Regions from separate parts of the Homo sapiens genome. Here region 2 is linked to region 1. Evidence: chromatin contacts called from ENCODE Hi-C or POLR2A ChIA-PET data. All regions are on one chromosome and are shown on one strand. The core of a region is the stretch at or near the end of the contact, and the rest is flanking DNA. Distances in the headings are between cores, read along the strand shown.

Region 1 (6,790 bases), core at 3,529-6,028:
CCCAGGGTGGTGGGTGGGGGCACCGCGTGGGCTTGGAGGGGCCACCTGGCACCTGGGCTGGCCGCAGGCGTCAGCCTTGGGCCGTTGCTGTGGCTGCTTTTTCTCTCATTCATGGACTTGCTCAACAGTTAACCTGCCAAGTGCCTGCTGGGTGCCAGGCGCTGTGCCAGGTGCCAAGGGCGCAGCAGGGAACCAGGCATGAAGCCCAGCCCCTGCCCTCTCGGGCTCTAGTGGCAGGGGACAGTGACAGCAGTAGCACAGTGATGCCCTGAGCGACGTGTGGGAGGGTGGACACAGGGTGTGGTACAAGATAAGGCCACCTGGTGTCCCCAGGCAGAGACCCAAAGAGGAGAGCGTGTGGATCTCGGGGCAGAGTGTTCCAGGCAGTGGGGTGGCCTGCACAGAGGCTCCGAGGCAGACATGTGCCTGGCGTGCAGTCAGCAAGGGAGAGCGTGTGGAGATGAGGCCAGAGAGGCGAGGGAGACAGGACCCTGGGGACTTCTCAGAGCTGGGACAGGGTCCCAGCCAGGAGGGCTGGCAGCTGCCAGGAGGGAGAGGAGGGTGCTGCCCCGGTGGAGGCTGAGGCCGAACTCAGATCATGGATGCCCTTGCATGGGCACCGGCAGCAGAGCCATGGGCCCCATGGCAGCCACTGCCCTGCCCCTAGTGCTCCTCGAGCGTCTTTGTGATCCTAGGCCTGGCCTCGGAGTCCTCACGCAGCCCTGTGGGTCTCCCTTTATAGAGGGGACTGAAGCTCAGGCAGGGGCGGGGATACGTCACCTAAGTCACACACCGAGCAGGTGGCCAAGCCAGAGCTCCTGGGTCACACTGCCCCCTCCTGCCTCCTGGCTCACTACCAGCACTCCCCGGCTTGGGTCCCAGGGAACGTGGAGGGGAGAGAGGAACCTGCAGGCTCCTAGAGCCTCAGGGTTTTGTTGACACTGCGATTGCCACCAACACCACAAAAGCCAGCTCAGCTCAGTCACTTCTGTGTGTGTCCACACCTCCCTCGAGCCCGTCTGGTGGGCCAGGCACTGTTAGTGTTCAGTGTTCTGGGGCCGGGGGTGCAGCTGTGGTCAATGTCAACCAAACTCCCCACCCTCATGGGGCTCAGATAGGATGGTAGAGGCAGACGGCAAACCAAAAGGGTGATGCCAGGTGCTCATGTGAGCATGGGAAAGCAGGCAGCACGCAGGCCGAGGGACAGAGGATTGGCGACCAGCCGGGCCGCAGGAAGCGGAACAGACCTGCTACCTGAGGCGCTCTCTCCCTGCACTGGACTGCTTGTTGAGAGAATCTGGCCAGCTCACACCTGGAATCCCAGCACCTTGGGAGGCTGAGGTGGGAGGATTGTTTGAGCCCAGGAGTTCAAAGGCAGCCTGGGCAACATAGGGAGACTCTATCTATCTCTACAAAAAATTTTAAAAAGTTAGCTGGGCGTGGTGTTGTGTGCCTGTAATCCCAGCTACTCGGGAGGCTGAGGCAGGAGGATTGCTTGAGCCTGGGAGATTGAGGCTGCAGTGAGCTGTGATTGTTGACACTGCACTCCAGCCTGGGTGACAGAGTGAGACACTGTCTCAAAAAATAATAAGCCGGGCATGGTGGCTCACGCCTATAATCCCGGCACTTTGGGAGGCCGAGGTGTGTGGATCAGTTGAGGCCAGGAGTTTGGGACCAGCCTAGCCAATGTGGTGAAACCCCATCTCTACTAAAAATACAAAAATTAGCCGGGTGGGTGGCGCGTGCCTGTAATCCCAGCTACTAGGGAGGCTGAGGCAGGAAAATCGCTTGAACCTGGGAGGTGGAGGTTGCAGTGAGCCAAGATTGCGCCATTGCATTCCAGCCTGGGCAACAGAGTGAGACTCATCTCAAATAAATAAATAAATTAATAATAATAATAATAAGAAGAAGAAGATGGAGAAACTTCACATTCACATAAGCAGGCAGAACAGTATATGGAGCCCTCCTGTACCATCCCCGGTCCCCAAACCATCCACGCATGGCCAGTCCTGCCCTTTCCTCTGCCCTGGCCCCAGCCCTGAGGATTTTCCCCAACATCTTATGAGCCACAGCACTGGTAATTACAGCGCTGACTTCCGTCCTCACAGAGGAGCGTGTGCTCAGGGTCTGGGCTCTCCCTGCACGTCGTGTGTGTCTGAGTGCCTGCTGTCCCTCTGCCACCCTGCCTGAGAATGCAGCTGTCTCTCTCCCAGCACGCTCCCATCTGCCGCCCCGCCACCCCAGCCCCCTTCCCTGACTCAGCGGCTGCCTTGTTCATGCCGTATCCCCAGCACCCGAAGGGGTGCCTGGTACAGCGGGTAGATGGCGGGTAGGTGGATGCCTCACATAGACAGGGCTGGTGGGTGGGCAGGAGCCCAGCCGGGCAGGGCCTGTCTCCAATAGCGCCCTGCCCCTCCCACCTACTCCCTGTCTTCTGCCCCCTCTCTTTCAGTCCCTCCTGCTTTTTAGCCGGTCTTTGGACACCAATGGTGACTGCTCCCGCCTGGTGGCCGATGGCTGGCTGGAGCTGCAGCTAGCAGACAGTGAAAGTGCCATCCGACTCCTGGCGGCTTCCCTGCGGCTCCGTGCCCGCTGGGAAAGTGCCCTGGACCGGCAGCTGGCGCACCAGGCCCAGCAGCAGCTGGAGGAGGAGGAGGAGGATACGCCAGTCAGCCCCAAGGAGGTGGCCACCCTGAGCAAGGAACTCCTGCAATTCACGGCATCCAAGGTACCCTCCACCAGGGTGCCCGTGCCTCCCTATGGCCAGAAGGGGCATCCGTCACTGGGCTTGAGCCTCGGGAAGGCCTGGCTTCCCATTCACTCCACATGGGCACATTTGGGGGTTTTCAGGCCACAGAGGTTCAGTCACTTACACAAGGTCACTCCACTGGTCTGGGTGGAGCTAGGATTTGATCCCAGGAGCCTGGTTCCAGAGGCCACACTACCCACTGCTGCCTTGTTTACTAAGCACCTTCTGCAAGCGTGGCTGATCCCCTCTTGCTAACAGTAAAGGACAGGCAGGGTGTGAGAGGGAAGCCGTAGACGTCTGCTTGTGGATGGGAAGAACTGAACTGAGCAGACTTGAAACCAGCCCCTGACTCTTAGGTGGGGAGTGGAAATTGCTCGTGGTTCTACTTCATGTGGGTGGGGTGGGGAGAAGGGTACAATCCAGGCTGACTTCCTGGAGTAGAAGGGCTTGAGGACAAAGGAGCAGGAACCCAGTGAGCCATGGAGAGGGGACCAAGGCTGACATGCTAGGAGGAGGAGGGGGGAGGTGGCCAGACTTGAAGGTTAGACTCAAGGTCTGAATGGGGTCCCACCAGTGACAGGGGCAGAAGAGGGGCCTGGGGAGGGCAATTTAGATGGGGGTGGGTTATCAGGTATATTCTAGACAGACCCCTGGTCATGTGTGTCTGCAGCCAAATTGTGATTGGTGTAAGCACTTGGCTCCCGTAACTGCAAAGCCCGAGGGAGGGCTTCAGGCACAGCTGGATCCAGGTGCTTTGGCGGCATCTCCCTGAGTCTGTCTCTCTCCATTTCCTGTCTCTCCTTCCTTAGATTCCTTACAGCCTCCGGCGGCTCACAGGGCTAGAAGTCCAGAACATGTATGTGGGACCCCAGACCATCCCAGCCACCCCCCATCTTCCTGGCCTCTTTGGCAGCTCCACCCTGTCCCCCCACCCCACAAAGGGGGGCTACGCAGTCACTGACTTCCTCACCTACAACTGCCTCACGGTAAGCATGAACCCTCCTTCCCTGAAGGTGGGATTTCAGGAAGACCCCACCACCCCGTTTCACCTTAGTCCAGGGACATAGTTCCCAAGTGGGGCCCGTGGCCCTGAGGGCTTCTGGGAAGGGTCCCGGGGGGGCACTTGGGTGGTGGGTGGCACTTGGCGGGGGCCCAGCCCTGACAGCTGGCCTGCCACAGAATGACACAGACCTGTACAGCGACTGTCTCCGAACCTTCTGGACCTGCCCCCACTGTGGCCTGCATGCGCCCCTCACGCCCCTGGAGCGCATCGCCCATGAGAACACCTGCCCCCAGGCCCCACAGGATGGGCCCCCAGGTAAGCACAGGACTGTGGGGACCCGGCCACCTCTGCCCAGCCGTCTGCCCATCCCATGATGGTCTCCTGTGCGTGTGAGCACTTGCTAGAGCTTCGAGGACTGACGACCTCCACCCGCTGGCCCTGGCTGGTGCCACACACAGGCCTTGTCCTGAAGATCAGGAGCCCAAGGCAGGGAGAGCCTGGAGCGCCACCTCTTTCTGTCTGCCTGTCCCCTGTGGTGTCTCTGTGTTGCTGTCTTTGTCTCTGTTTCTGTCTCTCTGTGGCTATGTCTCTTGTTATTTTTCTCTGTCCTGCAGCTATCTCTGCCTTGGTCACCTCCACCCTGTTGTCACCCAGGGATGCCACACACTGGGGTTCAGTGGGGGAGATAGCACTGGGGCCACATGCCTCCATCCCCGGCTGGCTGTGTCTGCCTCTCAGTCTCCATGTCTCTCCTTGTGTCTTTCTCTCTGTCTCTCTCACTGGCAGGGATGCGGAGTAAAGACAGACCTGTGTATTTTTATTAATCTGGGAGGGCTTCCTGGAGGAGGCAAAACTGGGTTCTCCAAAGGCCAGGAGAGAACCTGAGCCCCACAGGTGCCTGGCATTTGGGTGCAGGTAGACCTGTGCACTGGAACACGCCCCTCACAGCCTCCTCCTTTTCCTCCCTTAGGGGCTGAGGAAGCTGCCCTCGAAACCCTCCAGAAGACATCTGTCCTGCAGAGGCCCTACCACTGCGAGGCCTGCGGGAAGGACTTCCTCTTTACACCCACAGAGGTGCTGCGCCACCGGAAGCAGCACGTGTGAGCTGGGCCAGGAGCCCTGCCCACCTCCGTGCAGCTGACCTGCCCTCCAGCCCAGGACTAGGGGCAGGACTCTTGCCTGAACCCCCAGCCTGGGCTTAGCCCTGTGGTCCTGTCCCAGTGCAGAGGGCCTGGAGCACGGATTGTGAATAAAGCCTCACATGCTGATACACACTGTTAGGCCTGCACCTGCCCATCCAGAAAGCAGCAGCTGCCTTGTTAGTCCTCCCCAGGGTCTAGCTTTCCTTCTTCCTGCTGCAGGGTGCTGCCTGAGGGGTCCTGGGTAGGAGGGGCGTTAGAGCCAGCAGGGACCTCCCATGTCTCCAGATTCCAGGTGCAGGTTCTTAGCACCTCCGCAGCCGCTCTCTCTTGAGTCCATCCTCAGTCTCTCCTACCCCTTGAAGTAGGGGGACCCTGAATTTGCCCATCCACCTGGGTCACTTTGAGAGTTGTGCAGGGGGGCTGGGAGCACTGGTGTTCACGTGGGACCACAGGCTGCACCATAAGACCCACTCACAATAAAAAAATAAAAGGCCGAGCCGGGCATGGTTGCTCACTCCCGTAATAAAAAAATAAAAGAACAGGCTGAGCCGGGCATGGTTGCTCACTCCCGTAATCCCAGCACTTTGGGAGGCTGAGGCGGGTGGATCGCCTGAGGTCAGGAGTTCGAGACCAGCCTGGCCAACATAGTGAAACCCTGTCTCTACTAGAAATACAAAAACTTAGCTGGGTGTGGTGGTGGGCATCTTTAATCCCAGCTACTGGGGAGGCTGAGGCAGGGGAATCACTTGAACCTGGGAGGCAGAGGTTGCAATGAGCTGAGATCATGCCATTGCACTCCAGCCTGGGCGACAAGAGTGAAACTCCATCTCAAAAAAAAAAAAAAAAAAATCAGGCTGAGGCAGGTGGTTTGCCTGAGCTCAGGAGTTTGAGACCAGCCTGGGCAACACGGTGAAACCCCATCTCTATTAAAATACAAAAAATTAGCTGGGCGTGGCAGCGTGTGCCTGTAATCCCAGCTATTCAGGAGGCTGAGACAGGAGAATTGCTAGAACCCAGGAGGCGGAGGTTGCTTGTGAGCCGAGATCGTGCCACTGCACTCCAGCCTGGGTGACAGAGCGAGACTCCATCTCTAAAAGAAAAAAAGAAAATGAAAAGAACAATAAAATCACTCAGGAGAAAAAGAAGGCACGGCATAGGAATGGAAGGAGGACAACCTGTAGGTCCTACAGATGCGAAAAGGAGAAGAGAATACGATAAACAACGTGCCACACAGAAATTCACTCATTTGAAATGGAAAAAATTATTGAAAGACACTAGCTACCCAAAGCTCATTCAGGAAGAAATAGATAACCGGAACAACTCTATTAAGGAAATGTAATTCATAGTTAACAAAGAGAACAGGCTCAGATGGGCTCCCTGGTGACGTCTACCAAACATGGAAATGATACTCGCCCACACCCACTTGGCCACAGCATAGGGGAGGACGCCTCCTGACTGATGTTATGAGGTCAGCATTATCCTGCTGCTAAAAGCAGGCTATGACAATGCAAGAAAAGAAAACTCTAAGCCTTATGAACATAGACAAAAACCCTAAATAGGAGTTCAGCACATCATATTTAGCAATATATAAATACAGTACATCATGGCCAACTGGGGCTTATTCTAGGAATGGAAGGTTGATTTAACATTTGAAAATCAATCTGATTCACCATATTAGAAACAGAAAAAAAAAAAAAGGTTGGGCATGGTGGTTCATGCCTGTAATTCCAGCACTTTGGGAGGCCGATAAGGGTGGATCAGTTGAGTCCAGGAGTTCCAGACTGGGATGGGGAACATAGCAAGACCCTGTCTCTATTAAAAAACACAAAAATTAGCCAGGTGTGGTGGTGCACGCCTATAGTCCCAGCTGCTCGGGAGGCTGAGGTGGGAAGATCA
Region 2 (6,581 bases), core at 1,817-4,316, 90 kb after region 1:
CGCCCCACCCTCATGTTGCCATGGTAACCCAGTGGCTTATCAAAAAGAGAAGGAGAGAGGAAGAGAGGTGTCCTGGGAACCTCCACCCTCCCAGACCCCTCTGCCACCAGCCTCATTTCTTCCAGGGGCTTCCATTTGCTTGAAAAGTTCTTCTGAGAGTCTAACCCACAGCCTGTCCCCAACTCACACCTACATACCCATGGGCTGGGAGCTGGCTCCTCTGGGGGAGGGAGGCAGCGTGTTGGCAGAACTTCCCAAGAAGGAGAGAGCAAGCGAGGAGCATGCCTGTGTGCGTGTGTGTGTGTGTGTGTGTGTGTGTGTGTGTGTGCAGGCAAGGGTGGGGGAGAGGGGTGATTCTTAAAGGGCCACCGCACAATTAGCCCCCTCAGCAAGGCCCCTAATGATACGTCTAATTAGCAGCCCCCTAATTAGCAACAACTTAGGCATAATTACAAACCCACCAGGATCCAAAGCAAAGGCTCATGCTCCCTTCTCCCTCCGCCTCCCTGGCTTTCAGGAGAAACAGGGGCCAGCCGGGAGTCAGGAATTCTTCTAAAGCATCAAACCAAACCCCGCTCTCTCTGGGAGGAAGCCTCGGCCTGGGAAGTCCTCCCTCAGGTTTAACCACCTGTCCTTCCTGCTGCAGTCCTCAAGAGAGACCACAGCCAGGTGATGCGGGTTCTCATGTCCACCCTCCTAGCCCAGGGGCTGGGTCAAGCACAGCCTAGTGCAATCCCTTTTTCCTGCAAAACCTGGTTTCTCGCTGGGGCCTTGCGAGAGGAGCAGTCAGGGAGAGAAAGCACTAGATAAATATTTGTGAAATGAATGACCAAGAGGTCTGAGCCCTGTCACCAGGGACCGTGGGCTCCCTCTGCTCCTGGCTCCTGCCTCTCCCTCTCCATCCACCAGCAGCCCTGAAACCCAATCTGCTTTTAGAATCCAGGGGCAAAAGGATCAGGTGGAGCCCAGGGTGGGAGCGGGGAGGGCAGATGGCAGGTACCGTCTCCCAGGGCCATCTCTCCCTCCCTTCGTGGGCGTGCGGCCAGCTGGGTCGGCAGTGAGCACCCCTGTTCTGCCTCACGTGCCTCTTAGGTCCTTGATCAGAAGAACAGGACTGCATGCCTGGGGGTGGGTGCAGTCTGGCGTGCCAGGTAAGACCCGTCCTTCATATCCCTCACGCTACCACCCCACAGTGGGGCGGCAAGGGAGGGTGCTTTTCTGACTGTGCCTGTGTTGGGGGGCTGGCCCTTGCAGGACCGAGCTGGGGACTCAGACTTCTAAACATGCACATTTACTGCCCCAGCATGAGCGCAGGCGCTCCCATCACCTCAAAATGGTCCAGTGTGGGGATCACACCACAGAGCTTGGGTGCTCGAGGCTGTGATACACTGATAATACGTAAACTGAGGCCCAGAGGAGGAACAGGGCTCTTAACCTAGTGCTCTTTAAAGCCATCTGAAGCCCCCTCCGTGGGCACTGTCACACAGGGCTGGGACCTCACCTGCAGCCAGGGAGACATCATACACACACACACACACACACACACACACACACACACACACCAGGGCTACAGGCACAGCCTCGTACCTTTTCGCCATCACTCACTCTCTTGCCCACCTTCTCCAGGGCCCCCTTCTCTCAAGGAAGGCAGACAGTGTGTTGGCCAGGGCCCTCTCAGCACCCCCCACTGAGACAGTGTGAGGCTGGCACACCAGGAAAGGGATGGAAGTGAGACTGCAGGAAGGACTGGCCCGGTCTAACTCAGTACCTAGTGCTTGCCCAGAGCAGGAAAGGCGCTCAGTAATTATCAACAAGAATGAATGAATCAAGAGCTGGACAAACAGCAAGAGGTATGGAAGTGAGACGGCAGGAAGGACTGGTCCAGTTACACGAGGAAGACTGGGGAGGTTAGATTGAAGGGAGGTCTGGTCTCATCTCTACTACAGAGGCTACCGGTTAAACTGCAAGAAGGACCGGCCTCAGAACGCCAGAAACAAGGCAGGGGGAGGTGGGCTCGGTCCTCAGGGGAGAGCTGGGGTGGGTGCCGGCTGGGAGGAGTGGAGAGAGCAGGGGAGCTCTGCTGAAGTGGGGAGAGGAGTTTAGAGGACTCCAGGCCTGGGGGAGCCCACTCTGCGGGTGGGGGGGTCTAATTCCTCCAGGTCCCCCCTGCCAGGGGCGGAGACAAAGGTGTGTGGGAGGAGGGTGCACTGGCTCCCAGGGAGAGCCAGAGAAGAGGAAAGAGAGAGAGAAACAGAGACTGAGATATCCAGAGACAGAGATGGAGACGAGGGGGAGATGGGGAGGGAGGGAGAGAGAGAGAGAGAGAGAGAGACATGCGGACATGGGAAGAGACAGAGACACAGAGAAAGCAGAGACAGAGAGAGACACAGGAAAGCTGAGACAAGGGAGAGAGGCAGAGACACAGAGACACAGAGAAACAGAGATGGCGCAAGAGGAAAGGAGAGAGAAACCCAGGACTTAGAGACAGAGCCCCAGAGAGACTCCGAACAGACCCCGGCACAGAGACACAGAGAGAGGGAGACAGGAGTGAGAGACTGAGAGACAGGGACTCCCAGAGGCGGCCAGACTCTGCTAGACAGAGACCCCTGAGACATGTGGAGAGACAGAAAGATGAGACCCAGACACAGGAAGGCGGGGGCAGAGGTAGAGAGCGCGAGGGGGGGTGCCCCAGACGGGGTGGGGGCGGGGTGTCCTCGCCCCCCAGTACCCAGGCGGTCCCCCTCCCCAGCCGCCCGAGAACCAGGAGGGACTGAAGGTGTTGGGGCGGCTGGTGGCACTCCCACCCCACAGAAGGTACGCGTGCTGGGCCAGGCAGCCCCCCACCTCCATAAACCAGCCCAGGGAAGCCAGCTCCAGGCTTCCCGAACCGCCCCCACTCCGCACCTGGGGTAACCCCGTCCTTTTCCCACGCCCCCACCTCCCCACCAATGGGGTCTCTTACCTGCGGCTACAGCCTGGAGCAGGTCCCCCCAGCGCTGGGCTGGCAGTGGTGGGCGACTCCGCCCGAAAGAGAGAGAGAGATTGAGAGAGAGAAAAGCCTGAGACTGAGAGGGAGAGCCGGGGAGGAGGGGAGGGAGAGGGGATAGAGGGAGGAGAAGAGGAGAGGGGAGGGACACGGGGGAGGGGGAGGCGGCGAGGGAGCGAGGGAGGGGGAGGAGCCGGAGAGAGGGGGAGGAGGCGGAGGCGGGCAGAGGGAAGGCGGTGCGGGAGGCGGGGGGAGGCCCGGGGAGGGGCCTGGGGGAGCAGGGAGCCCGAGCCTCCTCCCCAGCCTCCGGGTTCAGCACCAGAGGCAGGGGACAGCACCGGAGGGCGCTCCTGTGTGTTTCAGAAGCAGCCCCCGCCCCCCAACACACACACACACACACGCACACACACACACGCACGCAGTCTCCCAGCCATACAAGGGCCAACAGCTACAAATAGTTACAGACTTACAGAACTAGGGGGAGGGCAAGAATGTTTAGCTGGAGTCAGATCCAAATTCACATACTGTGCCTGCACAGCCTCACAAAGGAGGCCAGAAACAACCACAAAGACACCCATTAATAAGAATAACAACAGCTGCCATACATACAGGCAGCCCTGACCACGTGCCTGGCATCGGCAGCACATTATTATTATTTGAGACAGGGTCTCACTCTGTCACCCAGGCTGGAGTGCAGTGGCACGATCTTGGCTTACTGCAGCCTCAACCTCCTGGGCTCAAGCAATCCTCCTGCCTCAGCCTCCTGAGTAGCTGGGACTACAGGTGCCCGCCACCACCACGCCAGGCTTTTTCCCTCCATTTTTTTTTTTTAGGAGATGGGATCTCACCATGTTACCCAGGCTGGTCTCCAACTCCTGGGCTCAAGCGATCCTTCTGCCTTGGCCTCCCGAGTAGCTGGGACTACAGGTGCCCACCACCACCACGCCAGGCTTTTTTTCTCTTCATTTTTTTTAAGAGACGGGGTCTCACTATTTTACCTAGGCTAGTCTCCAACTCCCGGGCTTAAGCAATCCTTCTGCCTCGGCCTCCCAAAGCGCTGAGATTACAGGTGAGAGCCACCGCACAGGTGAGAGCCACCGCACCTGGCATGTTCTAATGTTTTTTATAAATTTAGGTAAATGCTATTATGAGCTTCACTTACAGACAGGGAAACCAAGGCATGAGGTGGTAAATATGGCTCCAGATTCTACACCCTTAACTGCTGCACCGCACAATTCCCCAGGCTGAGGACGGGTCAGGTCAAGAAGAGACTTGCAGGCTGGGTGCGGTGGCTCACGCCTGTAATCCCAGCACTTTAGGAGGCTGAGGCGAGCAGATCACTTGACGTCAGGAGTTGGAGACCAGCCTGGCCAACATGGCGAAACCCTGTCTCTTCTAAAAATACAAAAATTAGCCAGGCCAGGTGGCACACGCCTGTAATCCCAGCTACTTGGGAGGCTGAGGCAGGAGAAATCGCTTGAACCTGGGAGGTGGAGGCTGCAGTGAGCTGAGATCATGCCACCGCACTCTAGCCTGGGTGACAGAGTGAGACTCCATCTCCAAAAAAAAAAAAAAAAAAGAAAGAAATGAACTGCAAAGGGCCAGGCAGGTGGCCTGGGCTCCTGAAGACACAAACTCATGCACCCTGCGATGGGCCCACACACATACCCCCACGCAAGCACACACCTCTGCAAGGCACACCAGCACTACACCCACCCCCAATCCTGCTCCCCCCCACAACAGGGGGTGATGGCGTGTTAGTCGGTGTGGAGTGCTCCTTCTCTAGAGGCGGACAGTGGGAGGGAGGGGGCCTTGCTCGTGCCACCGGTCCTGCCCACTGCCAGTCCTGGCTGGACACCGTCAGGCCTGCTGGCCAGGGGAGGGAGAGGATCCGGCTTCCTCCAACTTCCCACGCCTGGGCCTGGCTTCTGGGAAAGAGGGTGAAGACAGGGGTGGCCAGGAGTTGCTGAGCTCCTAACTCCCATAAACGCTCGGTAGAGAACTGGTGGCTGGGTCTTCCCTGTCAGTGCTGGTGGTCAGACTTCTGAGTGGACCTCCATAGCGGGAGGTAGACAGATGGCCAAAATGACTACGGTGTCTGCCTCTCCCCTGAACCCCCAGGAAGCAGATGTCCTGCCCAACCCCTGCCCCCAGCCTGGATACGGCCCAGGGAATGATCATCCCCCAACCCTGCTGACCCAGATTCTATTCCTGGCCTGCAGTGGACGGAGGACAAGACTTCCATCGTTCCCACCCTCCACTGATCCTAGAGACACAGGCCTCTGATTCCTTCTCCTGGTAATACAGAACGGAGCACAGGAGGCCGGGCTCAGTGACTCACGCCTGTCATCCCAGCACTTTGGGAGGCCGAGGCGGGCAGATCACCTGAGGTCAGGAGTTTGAGACCAGCCTGGCCAACACGGTGAAACCCTGTCTCTACTAAAAATACAAAAAAATTAGCCAGGCGTGGTGGCGTACGCTTGTAATCCCAGCTACTCAGGAGGCCGAGGCAGGAGAATCGCTTGAACCAGGAGGTGGAGGTTGCAGTGAGCCGAGATCGCGCCACTGCACTCCAACCAGTGCATCAGAATGAGACTCCGTCTCTCACACACACACAAAAGACCACAGGCAAGGCAACTCCTACCACCACAGGCTGGGAGAATCAGGCTTGTCTCCCACTCCCTGGGCCCCCAACCCCCTAGGCTTTTTAGATTAGGTCTAAGCTTAGCCCTTTCCAGCATGGTCTAGCCTGGGTCTTCTCCCTGGGTCTTGCCTCAGTGCTCTCCACTGGGAACTAAGCTCACTTTCTGCTGGGGTTTAACCCTGGCCCCTTGCACAGGATCTGGCCATAGCAATTTTTTGTTGGGGTCCAACCTCAGCATTATTCATAGGGAGTCTAGCCTCAGACCCTCTGCTACAAATGGACCACTGCTTTCCCACAGCAGCCCTTTCTACCCACAAGTTTTCCTCTAAACGCTCAAGCTCCTTACCTTTCCACTGGGATCTACCCTTAGATCTAGATCTTTCCACTGGGGTCTCATGTCAGCTCTCTCCACTAGGGTCTAACCTCAGCTCTTTCCCTTCCATTTTACGTAATCTGTTCCACAGTGGTTTAACTTTTAGCCTTTCTGCTAAGGTGTCACCCCATTTCTTTCTCTTGGGTTCTACCCTGGGATCTAACCTCCGGCCTGTATCTGGGTCTAGCCTTGGATTCCCTCTCCCCCAAATCCCTCTCCCTCAATTCCTCTGGGTGAATCCAGCATCCAACACAGAGCCAGGCATACAGCAGGTGCTCACCAAATGCTTGCCGAAAAAAAGAATCGAGACAACTGGGAAATGATGTTCTTCTGGACGTATAAATAACCATCAGGTGGCCAATTCTCATCCAGAGTGGACAGGGTGGAATGGGATCATCCCTGCTTTCAAATAGGGACATTGACGTACAGAGAGAGGAGTGGGTTAGCTGGGGCCCCAGGGCACAGCTTCACCACCCTGGGGAGGTCTGGGGAGAGCATCCTGTCCTTCAGGACACCCCCCACCAGCGGCTGGAGGTGAGCACGCCATGAGTCGCCCCAGGTCTGGGAAGAGTGGGTGC

Evidence for each region. A loop is a pair of places that touch in the nucleus more often than their neighbours do. ChIA-PET counts read pairs that join two places held with the same protein, here RNA polymerase II (POLR2A).
Region 2: a loop to region 1 is called in a map of uterus, with 4 times the contacts of the local background. The contact joins the promoter of SLC8A2 here to the enhancer-like site in region 1. A Hi-C loop is called at or near these places in 1 of 168 maps with a recorded cell type or tissue (uterus). POLR2A ChIA-PET finds 5 or more read pairs at or near these places in 2 of 52 experiments (HEK293 and activated naive CD4-positive, alpha-beta T cell).

Annotation. Positions count from the first base shown.
Region 1 is chr19:47,377,258-47,384,047 of GRCh38, forward strand. DHX34 (DExH-box helicase 34) reads left to right here. Exons shown (of 17, transcript NM_014681.6): 14 at 2,453-2,728; 15 at 3,559-3,735; 16 at 3,929-4,067; 17 at 4,723-5,447. The coding sequence ends at 4,856. Among named protein-coding and RNA genes, the nearest start is that of DHX34, 31 kb to the left of the region's middle. Within about 2 kb of position 4,779, at least 10 of the 41 ENCODE cell types and tissues checked have a DNase peak (open chromatin) inside an H3K27ac peak, as active enhancers do.
Region 2 is chr19:47,468,827-47,475,407 of GRCh38, forward strand. It overlaps SLC8A2 (solute carrier family 8 member A2), which reads right to left and starts at 3,067. Exons shown (of 10, transcript NM_015063.3): 1 at 2,963-3,067. KPTN (kaptin, actin binding protein) reads right to left here. Exons shown (of 12, transcript NM_007059.4): 12 at 6,324-6,581. RefSeq lists an enhancer at 1-117 and a silencer at 546-840.